Linked DNA regions of Mus musculus: region 2 is linked to region 1. The links are chromatin contacts, found by Hi-C or POLR2A ChIA-PET in ENCODE. All regions are on one chromosome and are shown on one strand. The core of a region is the stretch at or near the end of the contact, and the rest is flanking DNA. Distances in the headings are between cores, read along the strand shown. Region 1 overlaps Sufu (SUFU negative regulator of hedgehog signaling). Region 2 overlaps Arl3 (ADP-ribosylation factor-like 3).

Region 1 (5,975 bases), core at 1,651-4,150:
ATTCTGAGTCCACACATTTTAACAGTTCCCCTCGTCTAGAAACATCGGCAGCAATGACAAACCATCCCAACACTCGCTGCACTCTATTATGCTTGTCTGAAGAACCGGGACAAAGCACTGAGGGTTTCGCTCAAAGAGCCCTTGGAGGATGGAGACCCTCTAAGGAGAGAGGAAGGGCCCCTGGACCATTCTGAGTAACATGTTCCCTTGGAGGGCTCTGGAGAACACATGTGCTGGGCAACATGCTCTCACTCTGGACAACAGTCTACCCAAGGCAATGCAAAAACACCTGCATTTTCACAAGGCACCCTGAGAGCGCATAGGGGGAGGAAGTGCTAGGAAGAGCCCAGAGGAGGAGGGCTGAGAAGAGTGTGAACCAGCAGCTCCCCACTGCAGCTCTACCTCTGGGTGACTGATTGTGAGGGCCTGGTCAGCTGGAGAGAGGGTCTGGAGCCAAGGTTCAGAGCTCACTCCAGTGGGCTCCCATCACAGGACCTGTGCAGTGCAGTCAGACAGCCTGGCTCATTGGCGGTGAGAAAGGATTGTCAACAACCTCTCAATTCTCCAGGTTCCAGCAAGTTCCAGAAAGGAACCTGAAAAGTGATCTTTTGTTGGTGCCTGCCCCGGGCAGGCCCGGCTGTGCTGCAGGCGGGGACTGAACCGCCACAAATCTGACACTCATTCCAAGGTCTGCGGTCAACGGATTTCTAAGTGGCTGACAGTGCCCATGCCTTCCCTCGGTGTGATGACAATCCACACTTTGTCTTGGGGCCCTGTTTGCTCCGTGTGTTGACATGTTGTTCTGCTCCCCAGCAAGCTTGGCTTTCTTTCCCTCCCTTTCCTCTTCTCCAGGAAGGAAGTGTGCTCTTTACAGAGGCATGGCCTGCCAAGGAGCAGCCCTGGCACCCATGAGGGCATCGAGGTGGAGCCCAGCAAGGGCTCCTGTCGGCTGCTCCCCTTCCCCACATTGAGGCAGACACTCCCGTCCTGGGAGGGGCCGAGGCGAGGCATGTGCTTGTGAGTGGTGGGGGCGCTCGCTCATTTCCTGCTCTGGGTGGGTGGTGAGAAGTTGGCTTTGGTGGCCAGGAGCAGGCTGAGACTCCTGCTCTGTCGACACAGTGGGGAATTACAGTTTGCTCTGCAACGTAATAGGCACTGGACTGAACAAAGAGGTCTGGAGACGGCCCAAGGCAAGATCTCCAAAGGAGACCAGGTATAGGCAGGCCCACCGGAAGGAGAAACGGTAGGCACCAGAAAGGGAGGGCCAGGGGCCGGGCAGGGGACTCCCAGGTTGGCTTCTACACCACATCCAAAGGTGTATATGGGGACGGAAGAAGACAGGCTGGAGAGATCTGGGAAGCCTGTTCCTGGGCTGGGATACAGTTCAGCAGAGGTTTCCCACAGGGAACAGCTGGGAGGCGTCTTCTCCCAAGCCAGGACCTCCCATTGGGCTGCTAGGGAGTGGCTGGGACTAAGAGCACCACCTGGGTGAGCTATCAGACACCACACAGCTGAGAAAGCATTGCAAGGCCTAAAAAAAAAAATAATCTCATGTTTGGTCATATGACCTTTCAGCGACCTCTGGGACTGAAGTGTCTCTCCTGCAGATAGCTCTGGCTAAGAACTTATGTCGGAAACTGACTCAGCTTTGGGCGGGGCTCTGCTCAGAAGACTGGCAACTCAGAGTCAACAGGCCAAGGGGGAAGCCTGCCACAGCCCCCAGCGAAGAGTGCCAGGGCTAGGAAGGGACACTGGCCTGTTCCGGGGTCTGGAGACCTCTCATAAAGCTCTGGACTTGGCTTACACGAAGTAGGATGGATGAGGCCATGCCTCTACTCTGGAAAGATCTTGCCTTCGCAGCATCCCTGTGTGTGAGTTTACATCTGCCCTCCAGAGTACCTTGAGTCCTCCTGAGCTAGTAGGAATTGGGGGACCATGTGGCAGTCCAGGATGAGATGTCTATGGAAGCCCATCTGAGGCCGTCCCACCAGCTCTGCAAAGGGCTCTGGCTCCCTTAGCCTCCCCTTCCCCGGCACTGAGAGGACAGATGCCTTGGCCTTGCCTTTCCCTGGGCTGGTGGCCAGAACAAGGGGCCAAGCAGGGAGTGAGCTCTCGGAAGGCTGCTGAAGGCTGATGCAAGACAGTCTCCTTGGCCCTCCCACTCCAGCTGTGACTTACAGGGATGGTTCAAGCAGCCAAGGGACAGAGGGCTGGCTCTCTCTGTACCCTATGCCTGCAGTCCTCAGCTGCCTCCTGCTCGTCCACCTGCACTCAGGTCTGAGCAGAGGCTCAGGAGGCACTGCAGACCCTGGGAGTGGCAGAAAGCAGCCTGTGACAGCAGGCTCGGCGCTCTGGGTGCCGGCGTTTCCCTGGGCCCTTTCTTGGCATAGTGGGGTTTGATCTGTGACTTTGAGTGGAACCCCAGGTTTCCAGAAGTTCGATAGATTCCTGGGGAGACAGTTGGCCCTTCAGAAGCAATCGAGAGGCCCATAAGTCATTGTAAGCCTGGTTCTCACAAGCCCGGGAGCTGCCTGTGACCACAGAGGCAAGACCCTGAAGGAAAAGTCAGGCTAGCGATCAGAAGCAGAAAACGCTGATCAGGAGAGGAGGAAGGCTGATGTGGGTGTTGGCTTCACTGCTGAGAACCGGGCTGACTAGGGCAGGTCAGATGGAGAGTTTCCCAGGGCTCCTTGCAAAGAGCCAGCCTGAGAAACCCCTTGGTGATCAAGGGTGCGTGCCTGAAGGGCGGGACCTAAGCCAGCCTTCCCAGGACTCTCCTGAGGGGTGGCCCGTGGTGGACCACACTAATGAGCCCATAACAGGCCTTTGATTAAGCAGCTCCTAGCACAGCAACTTGATTGAAACATGCCGAGGCCAGCAACTCGTTCCCACCGCTCCCTGGTTCCCCAGGCAACAGCCCACGGGAGGGGACCCAAGTGCTGGGAGTGTGGAAGGGCCCAATTCATCGAGGGGCTGTCTGTGGCACGGTGGGGAGGGGGAGGGGCGGTGAGTCAGTAGAGCCAAGAGTGGAAACAGCAGCAGCCAGGGGATTAGGAATTTGGGAAATGGGTGGGGTGCAGGCAGCTTCCTTCCAGAACACTGAGGGGCTGCCAGACATCTGCTGAGTTTTCTGGGGGCCCAGATTCCTGAGCAGCTGAAAACCAGAGATGCAGACCATCCCAGCCCCCAGGCTGGAAGATGTTCTTAGAAGGATGAAAGAAAAAAAGGGCAGAGACTCTTCTTTAATCTAGGAAGACCCCCAGTCCCTAATTCCCCCCTCAAAATGTGCTTGCACTGCCAATGTACCACAAACGAACCATGACGGCACTTTGCTAAGACCTGCTGGCATGGCATCTCGTCCTGGAATAATGATCTGTGGACTCTCTGTGGCTGGGGTCTCTGGTGGGGTCCCCATCTCCCACCTCCATACTCGTTCTGACAGTGGGAAGAGTCCTGCTCCTCCAGTTGTCAGCAGAGCAGGATGGCAGCCTAGGACAGGGCTGGGGTGGGAGTTGGATGTGGGAGGTCTTTCCCATTCTTGCTGGGCTCATTTCAAATGTTACACTTCAGAGCTTTTGCTACAGTAACTACCAACACCACACAGACGAAATCTAACGTTACCAAGTGGGACTTTTAAAATGTATTTATAACTTTATGGTACAAAGTAATTTTGTTATGAAACAATGTAATAACAACAGTGGAAAAAGGCAAGATAATTTATGGAACACAATATCCCTACAGCACTAGCTTCCACTTCTACCTCTGGGCTTAGTCTGAGAAGAGTGGCTGTACCCTTTGTTTGTTGTTTGTTTTAATTAAGGGTTAGTGGGGTGGGGTGGGGAGGAGGATGCTCTGAGGAAGAAAGGCTCAACTGCAAGCAGACATACGCAGACAAAATCATACCCATGTTAAGAACAGCGCAGACCCCAGACTGGGCAATCCACAAAGCCAGTATAATTCTTTGCCTTTTTACTGTAACTCCTGCTTGCTTTCTCTTACACACCACAGACAGAGCTTGGTTCCCTTTTGGATGAAGGTCAAATTCTCTCTCCCCAGCCCCCTGATTTTCCTTTCCTTCCCTTTCCTTTTTCCTCCCCCCCCCCCCTTTCTCTTTCTTTCTAAGACAGGATCTCACTTTGTAGCCCTAGCTGGCCTGTAACTCTTTATGTAGAGCAGGCTGGCCTCAAATTCATAGATCTCCCTGTCTCTGCCTCCCAAGTGCTGGGATTAAAGTTGGGTATCAACATATCTAGCCCTGATTCCCTTTCCTGATATTTTTGTGAAAGGTAGGCAAATTATTTTTCTCCTACTCTAAAACATAGCCAAAAGCCAAAAGCCAAAAAAAAAAAAGGTATGAAAGAGGCGAAGAGCCCTTAGCCAAGTACTGTGCTCGCCATCAGCCGTGATCCATGCTCAGAGCAGGAGAACGGGAGAACTGAGTGCTGGACAAGCCATCAGGTTCTGCTCAATGGTTTCCATCAGGAGCAAAGGGGGCACCTGATAGCTCAGGGGGGCTCTGCTGCCCACTCTAGTCCCAGAGCTCACTTCCTATGTGGGGGGCTCTGCTGCCCACCCTAGTCCCAGAGCTCACTTCCTATACATTCTGGTGAGGTTTCCATACTGTCTCTGGAGAGGGGCACCCACGTCCCACCCTCCACTCTTGGATCTTGATTTCCCAGAGTATGGGGACTTCTCACCTGGGTTCCCACTGTCACTGGCCGGCCATTCCACCAATGGCCAGAAGTGCAGTGCAGCTGTGAGGACAGCAGCACCCATACTCACAACCTCTATATCCAAGAGGCAGCTCCCAGCTCAACATGGGAGCCACAGGGGCCTGTCCTTGGGGTGGTGGGGGAGGGGAGGGCAGGCGGCAAGGGAGGAACAGGAGGAGGAGGAGAAGGAAGAGAGGCTGCGTCTCACTTGTAACCAGGGTCCGTGAGCTGCATACGGGTGTTCCTCAGTGGCAAAGGCGCCTTCCACTCCCGTGGACACAAACGTGATGGCCATGTCGCCTGTGATACTCTTGTAGGTGAAGTGCCGGCCATGTAGGAGTCTGCCCCTGGGGATGGGAATATGGAGACAGTGGGGATCTGGGCCTAGAACATGGTCCCTATCCAAGGAGCTGGGGCTAAAGAGCAACATTCCCTGAGGCGGAGTGCCTGGCCAGCGCCCTCCTGATGGCCCACCTGCTCACTAACAGGGACTTTAACCAAACCTGTTCACGGTAGAACAGTAGTTGAAAGGTCACCACTACCACTTCACTAAAGGTGTCCTTCCTTTAGCTCCTACCCAGTGGCCAGGCTAGATGAGAGCTCAAAGAAGCTCGAGAAGGTGAGAACAATGAGGCCAGAGAGGGAAGTTAACCGTGTGCTCTGCGTCACGGCCAGAGTGGAGGACTCATGTCTCCCAGAGGGAGACCTCGGTGCCCTGACAGTCTTCCTTTGTCTGGGTTCTCCTGTAACATTTAAGCAGTTATCCTAGAGGCAATAAGCAAATCTTTAAAAACACAAAACAAAACCAAAAAATCCAAAGCCAAGCAGGGTCACTGCAAGAAGTCACCACTAGTCCCCATCCTGGACACTGGAGGAAGGTAGTCAGTGGTGACTGACAGGCAGGGATACCAAGCATCGCAGGAGAAAAAATGGCTCTGCATTCTCAGTCTGCTTCGGATGAACACTTCCCCAGGCTCCAAGCCCAAGCCTGGGCCTGAGAAGCTGCAGGAGGAGACTGGACGGTTGGAGTCTGGTGCTGGGCCTGGGAGCCCTGCTCATCCGGACCACCTGCTGCTACCTTTGCCCTGCTGTTCAGGGCAGTTGTCTAAGGCTGGCTAAACTCTCAACTCCTTCCCCACTTCTCCTGGCTCTTGGATCCATGAGCAGGGTTCAAACCATGCAATTACTTCTTCCTAGCCACTGTCCCCTCACGTTTAGAAGAATTCTTGTTGCTTCCTTAGCTTGTAAAGTGAGGCTGGAACT
Region 2 (5,975 bases), core at 2,358-4,857, 51 kb before region 1:
CTAGGCCTCATCTTGGCAAAGCAGGAAGTTCCCTCAGGTCGTCAGGTTCTCCTGCCCCGGCGCCCCCTGGCAGCCAGTGCAGTTTTAATCAGGGTACTTGCAGGTGACCGGCAGATTAGCCAGGAGAAAGGGGCTCTGCTGGCTGTTTTGCAGTGATGTATTGTTTACGGGATTAATGTCCCAGTGGCCAAGGGTGTCAGCTGATATTTACTGCCATAAGCTGTCTTAGGTGTTCAGGTTCAGCGGCCAGATCCACAGCCACCAGAAATGTGGGGTTGGGAGTTTGGGTGTCACATGTGTCTGATAAGCACGCAGAGGTGAGGCAACTTGCCAGACTCTGGGCAAGATACCCTGCAGGACCCACTGGAGCTCTCTTCCTGCTTCTAAGGGAGCCTGACTTGCCTGAAGGGCAGGAGTGGGGGGAGGGGGGCGCGTCCAGGAATGCTCCAGAGGGGGTTGGCAAGGAGGTCACATTTGACAGGCCTGGCATCAGTGAGGAACTGTGCTGCCTACCAGGAGGCTGTGGGCATTGTGTGGGTTTTTTTTTTTTCTTTTTTCTTTTTTACCTCAGTCCCTCTCTAGCCTTCTAAAAAAAAAAAAAAAAAAAAAAAAAAAAAGGACACTTTCAAGGTCGCTGTGCCTTTAAGAAAACCTCTCCTTCCCTCTGTTCTACTGTAGTGCTTAAAGAAGCCACTCTGAAACCTCTCTGTAGAAGCACGTGTGTGTTGCCCCTGCATGTGTGGAGGAACACCCACTGCAGAGGGTTGTTTTTCTAAAATGAAATTTAATTTAACCCAAGTGTACACTGTCACACTGTAAACACGCAGGGGAACCAGAAGGGTGGCTCATTGAACCAATGTCCTAGTAAGGGTCAGCTTTTAGAAAACGCCAGAAAAGGCTGGAATCTTCCCTGACAGCTCCTCTGCAGGCAGATGTGAGATGTGTTTATTTTTTCAGAGGGAGTTCCTGAGGACGCATCTCAAGTTCAGAGGTTGATGGGCTGTCTCCCTCCTGTGCTCAGGAACCTCCCTCCACCCTCTCAAAAGGAGCCCGGTGGGCCCTGGGGGCAACAAACTCCCTAGAGAGTAGGTGGTCCCGGTCCCCTCCAGGCTGAGCTCTTGGGGACACTCCTTGCAACTAACACTGCCTTTTTCTGTCCATTTCCCTCAAAGGATGGCATGAACTGGGTCTGCAAGAATGTCAACGCAAAGAAGAAATAAAACGGAGGCAGGCGGATGGTGGCGCTGGAGCCGGGAGCTAGAGTCAGCCCTAGAAACACTGGGTTGCTGCTTTCTGACCAAATGCTTTTCTGTCTGTGCACAGCCACAGCTGTGTGGCGGGCGGGGAGGGACAGCAGCCTGAGAAAGATCCCCATCCCAGCAGTAGATTTTAACTGATCTCAGAGGCTCGGTATCGTTTTTCAAATAAAGGAATTATATTATTTCCTCTGCATAGTTGAAATAGTATTAAATGTCTCAGAGCACATGATTAGAAAGGAGCAAGCGCTTGTCCTGCCGCCGGATGATCCCAGGCGGCTGTGCTGCCTCTGTTACTGACCTGTCTGTCCCCTCACTCTCTTGCAAGTTGGAAACTGCATGGTTGGTGGTGCCGGGCAGAGACTTTTTTTTTCCCCTATCTGCAACTGAGCCAGGGCTTTGGTCTGTCCTGCAGGAGGCAGCCACTGTGGGAGGTAAAGAATAGCTGGTGATCACCAAACCCTCTGGGCAGGTAGGTAAGGGGCTGTGTGTAATCCTCACTTTTGGACAGAAAAAGAAGAACATTCTTGGCAAACAAGTCACTACAGAGCCACAGAGCCATGGCCTCTGCAGCCCCGGCCCCTCCACCTTCTCCCATCCCCTCAGCCCTGTCAGCCACACGGGGAAGCAGACTCGTAGGACTTTTGACTGTAATGACATCTGGAATGTAAGGGGAGCTGGGAGGTTTAATTCCAGAAAAATTACAAGGTCCTTAAAAAGCCCTCACGTCGAGGGCTCAGGCTAGCATAAACAGGCTTTCTCCAGCTCAGTGGAGCAGGGAGCAGCCGGCTCCGAGATTAGCTGATTTCTCTGCAGAGGGGATTTCTAAAGCTCAAAGAATTCTGTGTTTAAATGATCACAATAGGCCGATGCTATCAGATTTTAAAAATAAATGCAGCTGTGCCATGAACCTGCTCCACTGAGAAAAGCCAGGCAGATCGATTCTGAGAAGAGATCAATTCTTACAGAGCTGGCAACTAGACGGTGTGGGAAGGATCTGCTGCAGGCTGAGAGCATGGGCTGGGCCCCTCCCCCCCCCCCAAAGCCACTCGTCCCATGCTGCGCTCTTCTACCCCTTTCCAGCAACCCTGTTGTGGTCTGATCAGAAGGGATGGTACCCCCCTCCCATTCGTTCCCCCACTGCCAAAGGAGTTTGCCTGAGCCCTCAGAAATCCCAGCCTCAAACCCTGAAAGCAGACCAGGGCATAGCCTGCTCCTGAATTCAACTGTTCTGGGCAAGAGCTCAGGGCTTTTCAGAGGATAAATAAGAGGCTATCCAATGCCTGGTAGGGCCAGGGAGGCCAGCTGCCTTCTCATCCTGGGAGGTGGCCCTTTCCAAGCCCACCACGGTGTGGTGGCAAAGACAGGAAGTGCCACAGAAGTCCCTGCTCCATGGTACCCAGCTTATTCTGGACTCTGGAGAGGGAGAAACTTGGACAGTTTGAAAGGTGGCCAGGAGGAAAGCTATCAACAAAGGCTGGGGAGAGGTGTGGGGTAGCAGTGCACAGGCACGGGCCTGTAAAGACTTGCAAGACAAAAGAAGGTGAGGTTTTTAAACCTCAGCTAGTTAGCCCGCCGCCTCTCCCATCGACTTCTCTAACTCACCCGAATCCCTCTAGCTTTGAAGGGTGGCAAACAGCTATAAAGCATCGGAAATGCCCCATCTCAGGCCACCAGATGTAGCTTTGGCCCTTGAGACTTGCTTTTCCTTACAAATATGCTTCAGGATGTTGTCTGGGGGGCTGGAAGCCTGCTTTGAAGTCCAGTTTTGGAATGCTGCACCAGGGGACTCTCTCTGACTTTGGAAGAGCTTGAGTTGTAATGCATTTTTGGTCTCTTACCACCAACTAAAGGAACTGTTCTAAACAGCCCCGACCCCCACCCATACCCCCACCCCCCGGCTCCAGCTCATAGGCAGAGCGACTTGCCCTGCTCTGATCGCTGTCTCTGTAAATGTCCGCATTTGCTTCCCAGCTAGAGACACCAGAGACAACTGTGGTTGTCACAGGCTTTTATCTTCCCTGTGAGCCCTGTTGAACCCTCCGGGGGCTCCGGGGATAAATGAATGGAGCCTGAAAACTGCAGTTTGAAAGCTCCCATTTGTAAAACCAGAATGCTTGTAAAGTCCCGTTTCCTTCTGCCGTGCCACCCCTGCCCCCTGTGGCCATGGCCAGAGAACAGAGTCTGAAGCTAGAAAGGGCATGCTCCGCCCCTGTGCCTCCCCCCCCATCCCAGTGAGCCCTGGTAAGACTTTTGCTCTGCGCACCATTGCTTCTGAATGTTCAGGGGGCGAGGGCCGAGGCCAGAGGGCAGGCAAAGTCCACAGTGTATACTCCAAGCAGTTGTGGGAAAAACCGAGCCCTGCTCTCACCCTCCCTGTGTGGCTCCTTTTGGCTGGATTCCCTTCGCCCAGTGCAATACACCCTTTCCCCTTCGCTCTCCCTTGGTTACTATGGAAACAAGGGTGTCATTGATGTGGGGCTGAGCTGGGGAACATGTCGGTGCACAGCTGAAAGTCAGCGATTATGCCGGTGGTTCGCTCTGCCCGGTAGAAAAGTCCACAGCCTGAGATGCTGCAGAAGGACAGTCTTACCGAAGCCCTCCCCCACACTTCCCTCCCTCCCTCTGTCCCCTGTCTCTGACGATTTCTTTATTCCCCTCCGGACTAAAGTGGTGGCTATTTTTATGCCAGTCCGTGCCCCACCCTCACTGTTGGCCGCTCCTTATCCGGCCTGGGCCTGGAGAGAGTGACACCATGTCACCCTCACCAGGCCCAGTGTCTCCATTCCCTTCCACAGTGCGCTTTGATTCCCCCCTCCCTCTCCTTTTCGGGATGCTTCTTCCTTTATTTTTAGCTCTGCTCTCCATGTGGTTTCGGGGTTCGGTGTGATCCATCGGAAGGTTCTTTTTTTTTTTTTTTTTTAGTCCCTTTTGAAAATGATAATCAAAGGAAGGGACGCGGTGTTTGGTCACGTGGAAAGCTCAATGTATAATTTAGACGTCTGTCAAAAAAACGCAACAAATAAAATGTAGCTGCAACGAAGGCGGTCTTGGAGTGGATTGTGATCTCTGCTGGAACTCCAAGAGGGCCTAAGCAGCTTTGCCCTTTTGGAGGTTAGGTTTCCTCAAGGGAGGGCTGTTTTCAGAAAAAAAACACCACCACCAGGTGATATGAAAACCACCACCACCGCCATTGCTGCAGCAGCAGCAGCCACCCGCCTCACCTTACCCCTAGCCCCATGCACCTCCTGCGTAACTAGGCAGCACTAAGCCCACTTTGCAGTGGAAGAAACAGAGAGGCCTTTGCCTCAGCTAAGGAATTTGCCAGCATCACAGCTCCTGTAAGGATTGGTGGAGCCAGAAACCTAGGTCCCCTGCTGTCTCTAAAGGAAAAAAAAAAAAAAAAAAAAAAAACAAAAAACAAAGAAACAGTACCACAGCCCACTTCAGTCCCAGCCCTCACCTCCTGCCTGTTCAGCAGCTGCCTCCCACAGCCCTCTGCACCAGTTGTCCCCTAGGCTAGCACTGCCTGCTCTTCCCGGACTCCCAGTCCCCAGGGCCTCAGGTCCTCTCATCACAAAAGCACAGTTGCACATCTCTTTCCTTCCTTTGCATAGGTTCAGCCCCATGGATGGCAAAAAGGAGGGAGCCGTCAAGAACATTAGGGCTGCCAGGGACACTTGCAGTCACCTACTGCCTACTACTGAGTCCTCTTGCTGGAAGCTGCCCAGAGAAAATGCTAGCCTTTGGAAGGGCAGCCTGGGCTACTTGAAACCCCATCTCAAAAACTCAGAAGTCTAATGGGGACACTCATGAAAGGTGACAGGCTTAGAGGGCTATGGTCTTGCTCACCCCTTCATCTACTCCTAGGGTCCCTCCTTACCCACAACAGAGGGTGAGCAACCGGCAGGAGAGGGAAGCCAGAGGCGAGGCGAGAGGAGAGAAAAGGCACAAGGTGTCCGATGTGTCACCGGACATTCAGTTCATCTTGAATTTCAAATAAAGACTAGTTTTTACTTCAGCTGTACTCCATACAATATTTGGGACTTTGTTATAATACTCAGGAAAACATTATTTATCTGAAATTAAAATTGAACTTCCATTCTGTTTTGGTTTTTTCTTTTGATAAACCTGATGTTCCTACCAAGGACTAAAAGAGGACTTGTGAAGAGCAGTGGGCTTGCATCCTCAGCCAGGCAGAGTGGCACAGGCCAGTAATCCCAGCACTCAGGGGCCATGTGCCCGTAATCCCAGCGCCCAGGGACTAACAGGCTCAAGACTAGCCTAGGTAACATAGTAAATTATTTCAAAACCAACACAAAATGTCCAGCTATGGTAGCACACGACTTCAATCCCAATATCTGAGAGGCAGAAGTAGGAAGATCTCTCTCTTGTGGGTGGGCTCAGGAGCAGCCTGGGTTATGTAGACAACAGGGAGAGGAGCTCAGAGTCCATGCCTGGAAACCTGAGTTCAGTCCCCAGAGCCCACACAAAGTTAGATGGAAAGAACCAACTCAGCGAGTAGTAGACACTTCTTCATGCCTCAGTCTCTTGTGTGTAAAATAGAGAACTAGGAGGATTCGAGAGTAGTTATGCTCGGTGTGTAATGTATGTGAAATCTCTGCAGCTATAACAAAAATAATCTGGCACTTTCCCAGACTCCCAAGGCGTCTGCCTCCACCTCCATTCCTAACCCTGTGTGGCTCTGTGACTCTCAAA

The links. Hi-C counts contacts between places; a loop is a spot of excess contacts on that map. ChIA-PET counts read pairs that join two places held with the same protein, here RNA polymerase II (POLR2A).
Region 2: a map of heart shows a loop between it and region 1 (2.8-fold over the local background). The contact joins two enhancer-like sites. A Hi-C loop is called at or near these places in 1 of 37 maps with a recorded cell type or tissue (heart). POLR2A ChIA-PET finds 5 or more read pairs at or near these places in 4 of 5 experiments (Patski and embryonic stem cell).

What each region holds. Positions count from the first base shown.
Region 1 is chr19:46,474,592-46,480,566 of GRCm38, reverse strand. Sufu (SUFU negative regulator of hedgehog signaling) reads right to left here. Exons shown (of 12, transcript NM_001025391.2): 10 at 4,921-5,059. Among named protein-coding and RNA genes, the nearest start is that of Trim8, 24 kb to the left of the region's middle. Within about 2 kb of position 2,900, at least 2 of the 3 ENCODE cell types and tissues checked have a DNase peak (open chromatin) inside an H3K27ac peak, as active enhancers do; they include heart, where a contact is called at or near this core.
Region 2 is chr19:46,526,584-46,532,558 of GRCm38, reverse strand. Arl3 (ADP-ribosylation factor-like 3) reads left to right here. Exons shown (of 6, transcript NM_019718.3): 6 at 1,173-1,450. The coding sequence ends at 1,220. Among named protein-coding and RNA genes, the nearest start is that of Trim8, 28 kb to the right of the region's middle. Within about 2 kb of position 3,607, at least 2 of the 3 ENCODE cell types and tissues checked have a DNase peak (open chromatin) inside an H3K27ac peak, as active enhancers do; they include heart, where a contact is called at or near this core.